2 separate regions of the Homo sapiens genome follow, and region 1 is linked to region 2. The links are chromatin loops, found by intact Hi-C in ENCODE. Cell type or tissue: thyroid gland. All regions are shown on one strand.

Region 1 (5,000 bases), 56 kb after region 2:
GAATCCATGCACCCAGACCCCTGTATGTGCCCGGGCCCCTGGGCATGTGGCCAGCAGGCCCTGCCCTGGAGGCACCAACTGCGTGTCAGGGGCGTGCACACGGACAGGCACGTGCCGGCGAGCACGTGAGCTTCTCCCGCTGGCCCCACGGTGGTGCGGGTGCCTGCTTGGGCTCCTTCAGGGGTCTGCGCGTCTGCCCCGTCCCGTCCAGTCCCGCCCCGTCCCGCCCCCATCCCCTCCCCTTGTGCTGCATGTCAGTGGAATGACGAGGCTCCGGGCCGTGGCTCCTCCCCCCACCCCCTCCGTGGCGTCCCCACAGGCTGCTCGAAACCTTCTTGGTGTCCCAGGAGGGCCCTCGGGGACCCGGGGAGCTCTGTGCCTCTGAGTCTGGGGACTATGGGGATGGGCCTGGGGCCCTGGGGTTCTGAAGCCCTCCTGGGATGGGAGCCAGCCTGCCAGGTCTCCTCACTGCCGCCGGCCCCTGACACGTGCCAGGCCTGTGGGTCCTTTGGCCTCAGCACATGCCTCGCACATGTGGGTTTCTCTGTGAGCACACACATGCATTCTCTTGCACACACACGTGCACTCAAGACCTTCACACTCCTGCCTGGACGAGGGCACCCACGAGGTGCAGGCCAGCTGCAGAGCCAGGCACAGGACAGCGCCCCCTGCAGCCGCCTCTGTTCCTAAGTCCAAGACCCCCAGGAGCCCACAGTTGGGTCCCCCACGGGAGGGGGGGCTGCATTGCTCCAGCCTCCTGTGTGGCTTAAGGGGCCCTCCTTCCATGGCGTGAAGGGGCAGAGTAGCCCGGGGGATGTCCTCAGGCTGGGGCCTCCGTACTCCTGCATGCTGTGGCCTGGCTGTAGGTGGACCCGGCCCTGAGCCCGGAGGAGGCCTTGGCCCGGCCCTGGAGGGTGGCTGGTTTGTGTCCTTCAGGTCCTGGGTGCGTAAGGTGCAGGTAGGGCCTTGGAGCTGTGGCTCCTGGGGGTGGCAGAACTCTGCCTGGCCCAATGCCCAAATGCCGCTGGTGTGGGCATGGGAGGCTGTGTGTACGCCCCTCCTCAGAGGAGACATCCCCTGTCCTGAGCCTGGAGAGTTCGGGGGCTGCCCCTCCCTCAGCCTCAGCCAGACCTAGAGCGCAGGGGCCCCCAGCCAGCGGCCCCTCCTTAGCCCCTCCCTATAGGCTCTGTCAGGGCACCCTGTACTGTCCCATTCTGCCCCCAGGGCTGTTGGCTCAGCCAAGTGAGGACCACGCGGAAGGCGCCCCTGGCTGCGTGCGCCATGCAGGGGCCCTGCTGATGCCTCCCCCTTGTCTCCCTCCAGTACACCTCCAGCATGAGAGCCAAATACCTCGCCACGAGCCAGCCTCGCCCTGACTCCAGCGGCAGCCACTAGACCGCGCCCGGCAGCCACCCACCCCACGTGCCAACTTCCCCTCCCCGTGCCAGCACTGCCGCTTCCACCTGGGCCACCCACCGGACCCTCGCACGCCGTGCCAGGCCTGCCCCAGACGCGTCTGCAGGCCGCTTGCCCTCCTGTCCCCTCCCCGCAGGGGCACAGTGGAGACGCAGGGGCTCTGGGCCCGTACCGCCAACTCGGGTCACACCTGAACGCTGCTGCCAGCCGATGCCCCAGCCCTGCACGCCACCCACTATCCCGGCACGCTCCCTCTGCAGATGGTCGCCGCACCTACAAGCCCTGGCCGCACCCAACCTGTGTTGTTGCCGCCCGGCCCTTCCCTCCACAGCTCTCCTTCCTCCCGCCCGGCACTTCTGTGGACCCCTTCTTAGTTCACAGGCACGGCTGGGGCCGCTCTGTGCTGGCGCCTGCTGGCCACTGAGGGACAGGGACACGTGCCACCTGCTCATCTCTGCCCTGAGGTCACCCCGTGGTCCCTCCACGTGCCCATCTCTCTGCAGTGCCCTCCTCGCCTGTGCAGCCCGCCCACCCACAGGCTCACCCCTCCTGCCGGCTGCCAGAGGCCCCCTCCAGCAGGGCCTCTCTCCGTTGCCCCAGCTTCACTCTCTCCCTCAGCACCTGCCCTGCTGGAGGCCCCAGCCCTCCGTGGACAGCAGGGGCCACGTGGAGCCCGGGCCGCTCACCCGCCACCCAGTGCTGGCCGCCTTCTTGGTGCCAAACCCCCTTCCCCCACCCAGAGACTGGGCAGCTGTGTCTGGTTCGTTCTTTGCACTAACCACATTTGTCATCTCTAGGGCAGGCTGGGGCTGCGGGCTGAGGGGGACCGCTGGCACCCCCCTTCCCTCCCTTCTTGGTTCCATTTCCATCCATGACAGGTACAGCATCCCAGGAGCCCGGCCTGAGGGGCTGGACCCGAGCCGGCTGTGAACATCCCTCAGCCCCTGCTGTCCCCCCTTGGGACTAACCACTAACCTCACCCCCAAACTCCACGGGTGCCCCTAGCTGGCCCAGAGCCGGCAGTGTGAGCCCAAGTCCGGGCTGGAGCCGAGGCCGGAGCAGCTGTCTGGGAGTCAAGGCTGCAGTAGCGTTTCTTCATGGGGTGCTCCAGGGGGTGCCACAGACCGACAGGCAGCCCAAGGGCCTGGACACCCCTCCCCAGGCAGGTGCTGCCCCAGGAGGACTGTCCTCGGGAATGAACCTCCCGCGGGCTTTGGACTGAGGTCCCTGTGGCCTCGGTCTCCTCCCCATGAAGTGGGAGCGAGGCTCCCCAATGGTGCTTTTGGCTTTAGTGTACGATGTTTGCTGTGCTTCCCGCCGTGGAGGGCAGAGCCACCCCACATCAGGATCGGACGTGCTACCCCTCCCGGTCCCGGCCCTGGCCCAGCCAGCCCAGCCCTCGAGGCTCGATGCCTGTGCCAAGGCCAGGGGCAGCCAGAGGGCAGCTGGATGGCCACGTGCAGGGGTCAAGGCTGGGCCCTGCAGTGGGGCGGGCCGCCAGCCCCAGCAGTTTACAGACGCATGGCTCTTCCTCCCAGAGCAGCCGGCAGCTACCTGGACCGGAAATGTCCTCATCCCCTCCCTGGGGCCAGGCTCTGCCCTGGCCTTCCTCTGTGAACCCCTCCTTTCTTTGTGCTGGTGTCTGGGACCAAAAAGGGGGAATATGGGAGGGCAGAGTGGGGAGGGGAGTCCATGGGCCTGGGGCCCCAAGCCGGGGCGTCTGAGCTCCCCAGGCATGACCAAACCTCAGTGGAGGGGCCTCTGCTTCAGGCCCCGCCTGGCTGACATTCTGAGCCCCCCTCGGAGGCCCCGCCACAGCCAACCTGCCCAGTCTTTCCTCTGGGCTTGACCCGCCAGGGGAGTTCTCCAGGCCTAGGGCCAGGAGAGAGGCCCTGGCACCCTGGCGTGGGTGCCCGCCAAACGCCCTGCGACCGCTCAGAAGCACAAATGCTGTCCATGGCCGTGAGGCTGCCTGCCAGGTGAATGGACATAGCGTGAGAGGCGGTGAGGCCAGGGCTTCCAGCCTCGTGCTGTCTCGGGACTCCTGACCGTGGTGTGCGTGTGTGCCCGTCTGTGACTTTCTACTCACCAAGGTTGAAGAAAGGAAACGGGGAAAATCAAAAGGGGTTCAAACCCCACCTCAGTAGGTGGAGGGGAGCGCCTGCCATTGGTTGTATTTTTGTTCTGAGTTTTCGGTGCCGTGTTCCTAACTACTCCATCCCATGACCTCGCCACACCTACTGGGGCATCTGGCTGGTGCCTGCTGCCATGGCCAGCCCCCACTCTCACCCTGCACAGGGGGTCTTGCAGCCCCCAGGCCCACAGCCTCGTTGGGAGGACAGGGTGGCCCTGGGGACAAGAGGGAGGAGCCCAGGGGCTTACCTCACTGAGAGTGCTCCCCAGCAGGCATCCACTACCCCAGGGCCCCCCACATGTCATGGCAAGGTTGGTAGTGAATGGGCCTGGTTGGGAGCAGCCCCTGGCCCATTGCCCACCCACCCATCTCACTATGCAATTCGAGTTCCAAGCAACATTTGCTCCTGCCCTGGGGCCAGCTCTGCCCCAGCCCTGAGAGGGGTGGTGAGGCAGCCCCCTGGACCCCAGAACCCCAGACAAGGGGGCAGGCGGGGGACCAGGGCCTCTCCTGTGGGATCTTTGTTTTGTGTTTAACCATAATGGTTGTGTACTGAACCACTTCATATTTGTTATATATAATATATATATATATAATCTCCTTAAGACTCAGCCTCCTGGTTTACCCCCCCGGCCTGGGCATCTGACCTCCCCCACCCCAGTGTGATTTAACATCCAGGAACTGAGGCCTGAACCATTTTGCATTTCCCCCTCCTCCAGCCTCTGTAGGGCCATGGCTGTATGTACTGTCGCTGTGTTTTTTTGTTTTTTTAGAACTGGGTTTGGGGGCTGATTTTTATTTCTTTGGGGGCTTTTTTTCTTGGCAAATACTAAAAATCTCGTCAATGTAATTTCTGTGGTTTCTATTCAGCTTGGGTTTCATGTTTTAAAATAAATTTTAAAAAGCAAGCCTCTCTTCCTGAGCTGCTTTGGCTCCTGGCTGGGCGCTGGTAGGGAGTCCACGGCTCCAGGCAGGGGCATTGGGGGAACAGGGGGACACTGAGGGTGGGGCCGACCAGGTCAGCTCCGAGGGGTCGGCTGGGCGGGGCCTCTTGTGGTTGCGGGCGGGGCCTCTCGGGGTTGTGGGCGGGTCTTCAGGGGTGGGCGGGGCCTCGGAGTGACTGGGCGGGGCGCCGGGGACAGGCTCTCCAGGGATGGGGTGGGCGGGGCGCCGGGGAAGGCTTTCCAGGGTTGGGGTGGGCAGGGCTTCTGGAATGAGTGGACGAAGGCCTTGCAAAATGGGTGGCCGAGGCCGGGCGCGGTGGCTCACGCCTTTAATCCCAGCACTTTGGGAGGCCGAGGTGGGCGGATCACGAGGTCAGGAGATCGAGACCATCCTGGCTAACACAGTGAAACCCCATCTCTACTAAAAATACAAAAAATTAGCTGGGCGTGGTGGCGGGCGCCTGTAGTCCCAGCTACTCGGGAGGCTGAGGCAGGAGAATGGCGTG
Region 2 (5,000 bases):
GTTGCCCCGGGCACTCACACCCACTTTTCTCTCCCTGCTTCCTTCCCTGACAGGCGGCTGTGGTGCTTCAGGCAGCTTTCAGGGGACATCTCACGCGGACAAAGCTCTTAGCAAGCAAAGCACATGGCTCAGAGCCACCCAGCGTGCCAGGCCTCCCAGACCAGGTAATGTCGGGGTGCTGGACGTCCCAGTGGCCATCTGCAGAGCTGCTCGTCTCGCACTCCATCCATCGAGAAAGCGTAGGGCACCCCTCAGCCTCCACATCCCCGCCCGCCCAGCAGGCGTCCCCTGCGCTCCATCCCTGGCCACGCAGGCCATGCAGGCTTCTCTGCGCAGGCCCCTCTGCACAGGCCCCGGATGGATGTGGCGTTAGGGCCAGATTGCGTTAAGCTGCCGGAGAGTCAAGTAGCTCCATGAAGATGTAGCTAAAAACTACTAAAGACAGATGCAGGCCATTGCGGCCCCTCCTCTGTATTGAGGACCAGGTTTTTGTTTAAGAATCCCTATAGTAGGCCGGGCGCGGTGGCTCACACCTGTAATCCCAGCACTTTTGGAGGCCGAGGCAGGTGGATCACAAGGTCAGGAGATCGAGACCATCCTGGCTAACATGGTGAAACTCTGTCTCTACTAAAAACACAAAAAATTAGCCGGGCGTGGTGGCGGGCGCCCGCAGTCCCAGCTACTCAGGAGGCTGAGGCAGGAGAATGGGGTGAACCCGGAAGGCGGAGCTTACAGTGAGTCGAGATCACGCCACTGCACTCCAGCCTGGGCAACAGAGCGAGACTCCATCTCAAAAATAAATAAATAAGTAAATAAATAAATAAATAAATAAATAAATAGATAAATAAGAATCCCTACAGTTTAAAAATTCAGAACCTGCCACCAGGAGGCTGTTCACTGACCAGCAATTCCCGGGAGGCAGGGCCATCTGAAAAGGAAACTGAGCTCTTCCTGTCTCCCTGACGCCCAGGGTGCCCTGGGGGTTGAGTGCTGGGAGCCAGCAGGGGGCTGCCAAACAGTCGTCTTCCCTGCTGTCCTTGCACCCCAGAGCTCTCCTGTGCCCCGCGTTCCGAGCCCCATCGCCCAGGCCACGGGCAGCCCTGTGCAGGAGGAGGCCATCGTCATCATCCAGTCCGCTCTGCGGGCACACCTGGCCCGGGCCAGGCACAGGTGAGTCAGGGTCACGGGGACGTGGGACACAGACATGGCACGAGAGGCTGCCCACCGCACTGGGCCCGGAGCACTGGGTGCAGGGCATGTGGCGGAAACTGGAGCAGCGCCTGCCGCCTGCCAGCGGGACCTCGGTTTGGAGCCAGAGTAAAGGCTTCACATCCTGAGGACTCCCTGCTGCACCACGGACGTGGAGTGGGCTGGAAGGTGTGATCCTCGGGGGAGGCCTTTCCAGAGTCGCTTCTTCCCTACCGGGAGGAGATGAGAAGAGGAGCTTCACACACCGTGTAGCTCAGGTCACCATCAGTCTGTGGCCTGGCTTTTGGCTGTGCTGATAGGTCATCCCTGTGAAAGAAAACTGTGTTGTGACCTCCGTGTTGGACACGGCATATGACAGGCGACGCGTGCAGGGTCTAGATGGCAGCGTTCCCACAGGCCTCTTGGTGGGTTTGCTAGGACTCTCGGTTGCAGAAATCAAAACCCCTTGAAGTGAGCCTGGCCGGGGGGAGTTTACAGTAAGGGGAAGAGACGGCCCCGCTCCGTCACCCCCGTCTGCTTCACCCCGCATGGGGTTTGTTCCCCTCTTATCACAGACTGCTCTGGTTCTCAGCCTCTGTGGTGGAGCCGCGCGGCCACCCAGCACTTCCGAGTGGGCAGTTTCTCCCTCCAAGGCCGCATCTGCATCTCATGGTCCTGACCCCATGTGACCTGGGACACACTGTGGGCTCAGGAGTCAGGGACCCATCCCTGGGCGGCGAGCCCCAGCCAGGAGGTGGAGGGCCATGCAGCCTGCAAGCATGTCCCCGGGGAATGGCAGCTGGGCTGACCCAGACAGGAGACAGGGAACGGAGCCGTCTGAGGCCAGCTTATAAAACCATGCCGGCCTGACCTCAGCATGGTCCCCGAGGAGATGGACGGGGACGTGTCTGAGGCTCTTCACCGCCGGACGTTTCTGGACCCTGGGTGCATATTGGGTACAGCGCTGGTCGTGGGGCTCGGGACTGGCTCTGTGTTTGCTTTCATTGGAATACTTGCCTCCAAGCAAATTACTGAGGCTGCTGTAAACCTCAGAGAGGTTTGTACTCTCTAAAAGCAGAATCAGCTGGCGTTTTCTGTTTTTTTCCAGTGCTACCGGTAAAAGAACCACCACCGCAGCTTCTACCAGGAGGAGATCGGCTTCAGCCACACACGGGGACGCCTCCTCCCCACCCTTCCTCGCAGCTCTTCCTGGTAATTTCATTCATTTGGATTCTGGCACCAGGGCAGCTGGTCTGCTGAGGTCTCAGCCAAAGAGTGGCCACCTCCAGGAAGCCCGGGCTGTGTCGGGACGGAAGGGAGGAGTGTCCCATCTGGAGCTGCCTCTGAACTAAGCGTCGCCTTATGCCAGGAAGGCCCACAACAGGGCCCCGCCTTGGCCCAGCTTGTCCTTTGTGCCTGGAATTGCCGAGGTCCTTGCTGTCTTTATTTTTTGCTCTCAGCTCCAACAGGACCGAGGTGGCTTCCTCCTTCAGGCCAGCATTTCTCCTGTTTGTTTGTTGAGTAAAACCGTGTTATTGTTTCCTTTTCTACTTTGTTAAAGTCCAAAAACAGTCAGTGAAGAAGCCGCTGGCACTGCAGGATGCCACACCCTGGTGTGAGGCCTCATCCCTGCTCTGCCCGGAGCTGACGGGGATGCCCCAGCAGGCCCTGCCTTTCTCTGGCCGTCAGTCCCTTCATGTTTAAAGTAGAGAACGGGCTAGACAGCTGGAAAGCCACTCTCCACCCCAAATCTATGCTGCTCTGCGTGGACTTGAGATCCCGTGTCTTATCCTGCAATTAGAAACCCCCCATTGACACCTCCTGTAAAGGGAAGATGAGTGCGGAGGCACGCTGTTGAGACTCGGGACTGTCGGGAGATGGAGAAGGGCAGCCTTAAGACCCTGTTGAGGAGGGGAGTGTGGCGTGCGGGGCTGTTTCACGTGGGAAGTGTCAGGCGAAGGGCTTTGCTGTGCTGAGTCCTTAGGTCTCCAGGGTGGAGTCAGGGAAGGAGGAGAGAGAACAGCAAGGAAAACCACAAAGGAAGAGGCTCTTCTGAGCCCAAAGGGTGAGGGTGAGGAAGGCCAGGGGGTGAAGGAAGGGTGAGGCCTGCCCAGGACCCACATGCCTTAATTTGAATGTCCCTTCAGGACGGGCCCAGGGAGCCGGCAGCCCCCCAGTACCACTCCAGTAAGTGTGGGGGCCCGTGGCGGGCGGAGGCCTCGCTTTCCTGGGAGATCCCTCCTGTGCTGACGCGGAGTCACGGAGTTGGGAAGAGGCCGTTTTGAGGCCCGCATCAGACCTGGAGCCCGAGAGCCTTCCCTCCCCAGGGGGTCCCGCTAGGGGCTGTGTTTTAGAGAGTCTCCTGCACGAGCTAAGAACCGTATACCACGTTTGACCTGGAAATACCACGTATGAAATCACATTTTATTTTCATTTTTTAACCTAGTTTCGTCAGAGCTAGAAAACTTTGAACTTTGATATTCTCTCCAAAACTTCCATTTGTAAAGCTCAACACAAAGATGAGCAGCCTGGGGTTTCGGGGAGAATGTACAGACACGCAAAGCGGTCGGGCCGGCCTGTGACTCGTGGGCTCTGCAAAAGGCTTTCAGTTGTTCTCCGGGAGCCGATTCTACCGGCTTCGCCAGACCCTGCCTTTGGTGACCTTTAGAGGCTTTGATCAGGGCTAAAGCGTGCGTTGATGCTGCCCTTTTCTCTTGCTCAACGCAAGTGATTTTAAAGACGCAAGTTCATCCCCGTGACCCAGGGATTCAGCTTTATTGACCTAAGGAAATGTCTCTGTGAAAAGTATAAATCAAGCTTTTGTTTGAGCTGATTGGTTGTTTTTGAAGATAACCATGAAAGCTGTTTTTAATTTCATAAGGTTCCCCTTTAATATGAATTTTCTTGAAAGTTGCAGGAAAAAAAAGCTGACACAGTTACAGTATCTGCGGCATGGCCGAATTGCCATTTCCTTCCCTTTTTAAAATCTCACATGAGCAGTTCATTACTTTTTTACTTTCGTCTTTCAAGGCAGCGACACTCAGGCTCCCCGGCAAGGAGCTCTGGGGCTGCTGCTGTGGTAGGACCCGTCCCTTCTTCAGCTCTGGTACCCACCTCCATCCCGTCTGTAGGTGGCGTCCCATTCTAGAATGGATTAAAAGTTTGGAACGCTCTAGATGCTTAGGAAGGAGCATCCAAGGGGGAATGGCCGAGCAGCTTGCAAGCTCACAGCGATCCGTGCCTTGCCCCCTCCTGCCCTCTATACCAGTGGCCAGCGAGTTAACAGGGAAGTTGGCTTTTTTTTTTTTTTTTTTGAAGTGCAGTCTAGCTGTGTTGCCCAGGCTGGTCTGGAACTCCTGGGTTCAAGCCACCCTCCCACCTCGGCCTCCAGAGTCCTGGGGTTACAGGCATGAGCCACTGCACCCAGCAGAAACGCTCCTACACACGGGTAGCCACCCACCCAGGCCCCAGACTCCTGGACTGCTGCTGTGGGAATGGCTTTCAGGGAATGACTCCAGTGTGGACTCGAGGTTCCTCCATGCTGGCAAATGTCTGCTTTTGCAGGTGTTTTGACTGGGGGAAATGGTGAGAATACTCAGAGCTGAGTTTGAAGGTGAGGAGAGTGAGGCTTTCTGGCAGGTGTGTAAGTTGGTCCTGAGGCTGGAGAGTGAGGCTTTCTAGCAGGTGTGTAAGTTGGTCCTGAGGCTGGAGAGTGAGGCTTTCTGGCAGGTGTGTAAGTTGGTCCTGAGGCTGGAGAGTGAGGCTTTCTGGCAGGTGTGTAAGTTGGTCCTGAGGCTGGAGAGTGAGGCTTT

What was found. Hi-C counts contacts between places; a loop is a spot of excess contacts. Peaks named below come from ENCODE experiments on the same cell type or tissue, not always from the same donor. Only the 100,000 strongest peaks of a DNase experiment are listed, where the experiment ranks them.
Region 1: it touches region 2 in a loop (2.3-fold over the local background); 7 of 110 quality-filtered maps call a loop at or near these places.

What each region holds. Positions count from the first base shown.
Region 1 is chr7:2,660,345-2,665,344 of GRCh38, forward strand. It overlaps TTYH3 (tweety family member 3), which reads left to right. Exons shown (of 14, transcript NM_025250.3): 14 at 1,324-4,458. The coding sequence ends at 1,395. Among named protein-coding and RNA genes, the nearest start is that of AMZ1, 25 kb to the right of the region's middle. RefSeq lists enhancers at 1-309, 618-687, 768-867, 4,531-4,825. In thyroid gland, no CTCF peak of the experiment used is centred here; no DNase peak of the experiment used is centred here; H3K27ac peaks cover 663 bases.
Region 2 is chr7:2,604,828-2,609,827 of GRCh38, forward strand. IQCE (IQ motif containing E) reads left to right here. Exons shown (of 22, transcript NM_152558.5): 19 at 54-164; 20 at 1,049-1,170; 21 at 2,297-2,400. Among named protein-coding and RNA genes, the nearest start is that of TTYH3, 25 kb to the right of the region's middle. In thyroid gland, no CTCF peak of the experiment used is centred here; a DNase peak (open chromatin) is centred at 2,487; H3K27ac peaks cover 1,896 bases.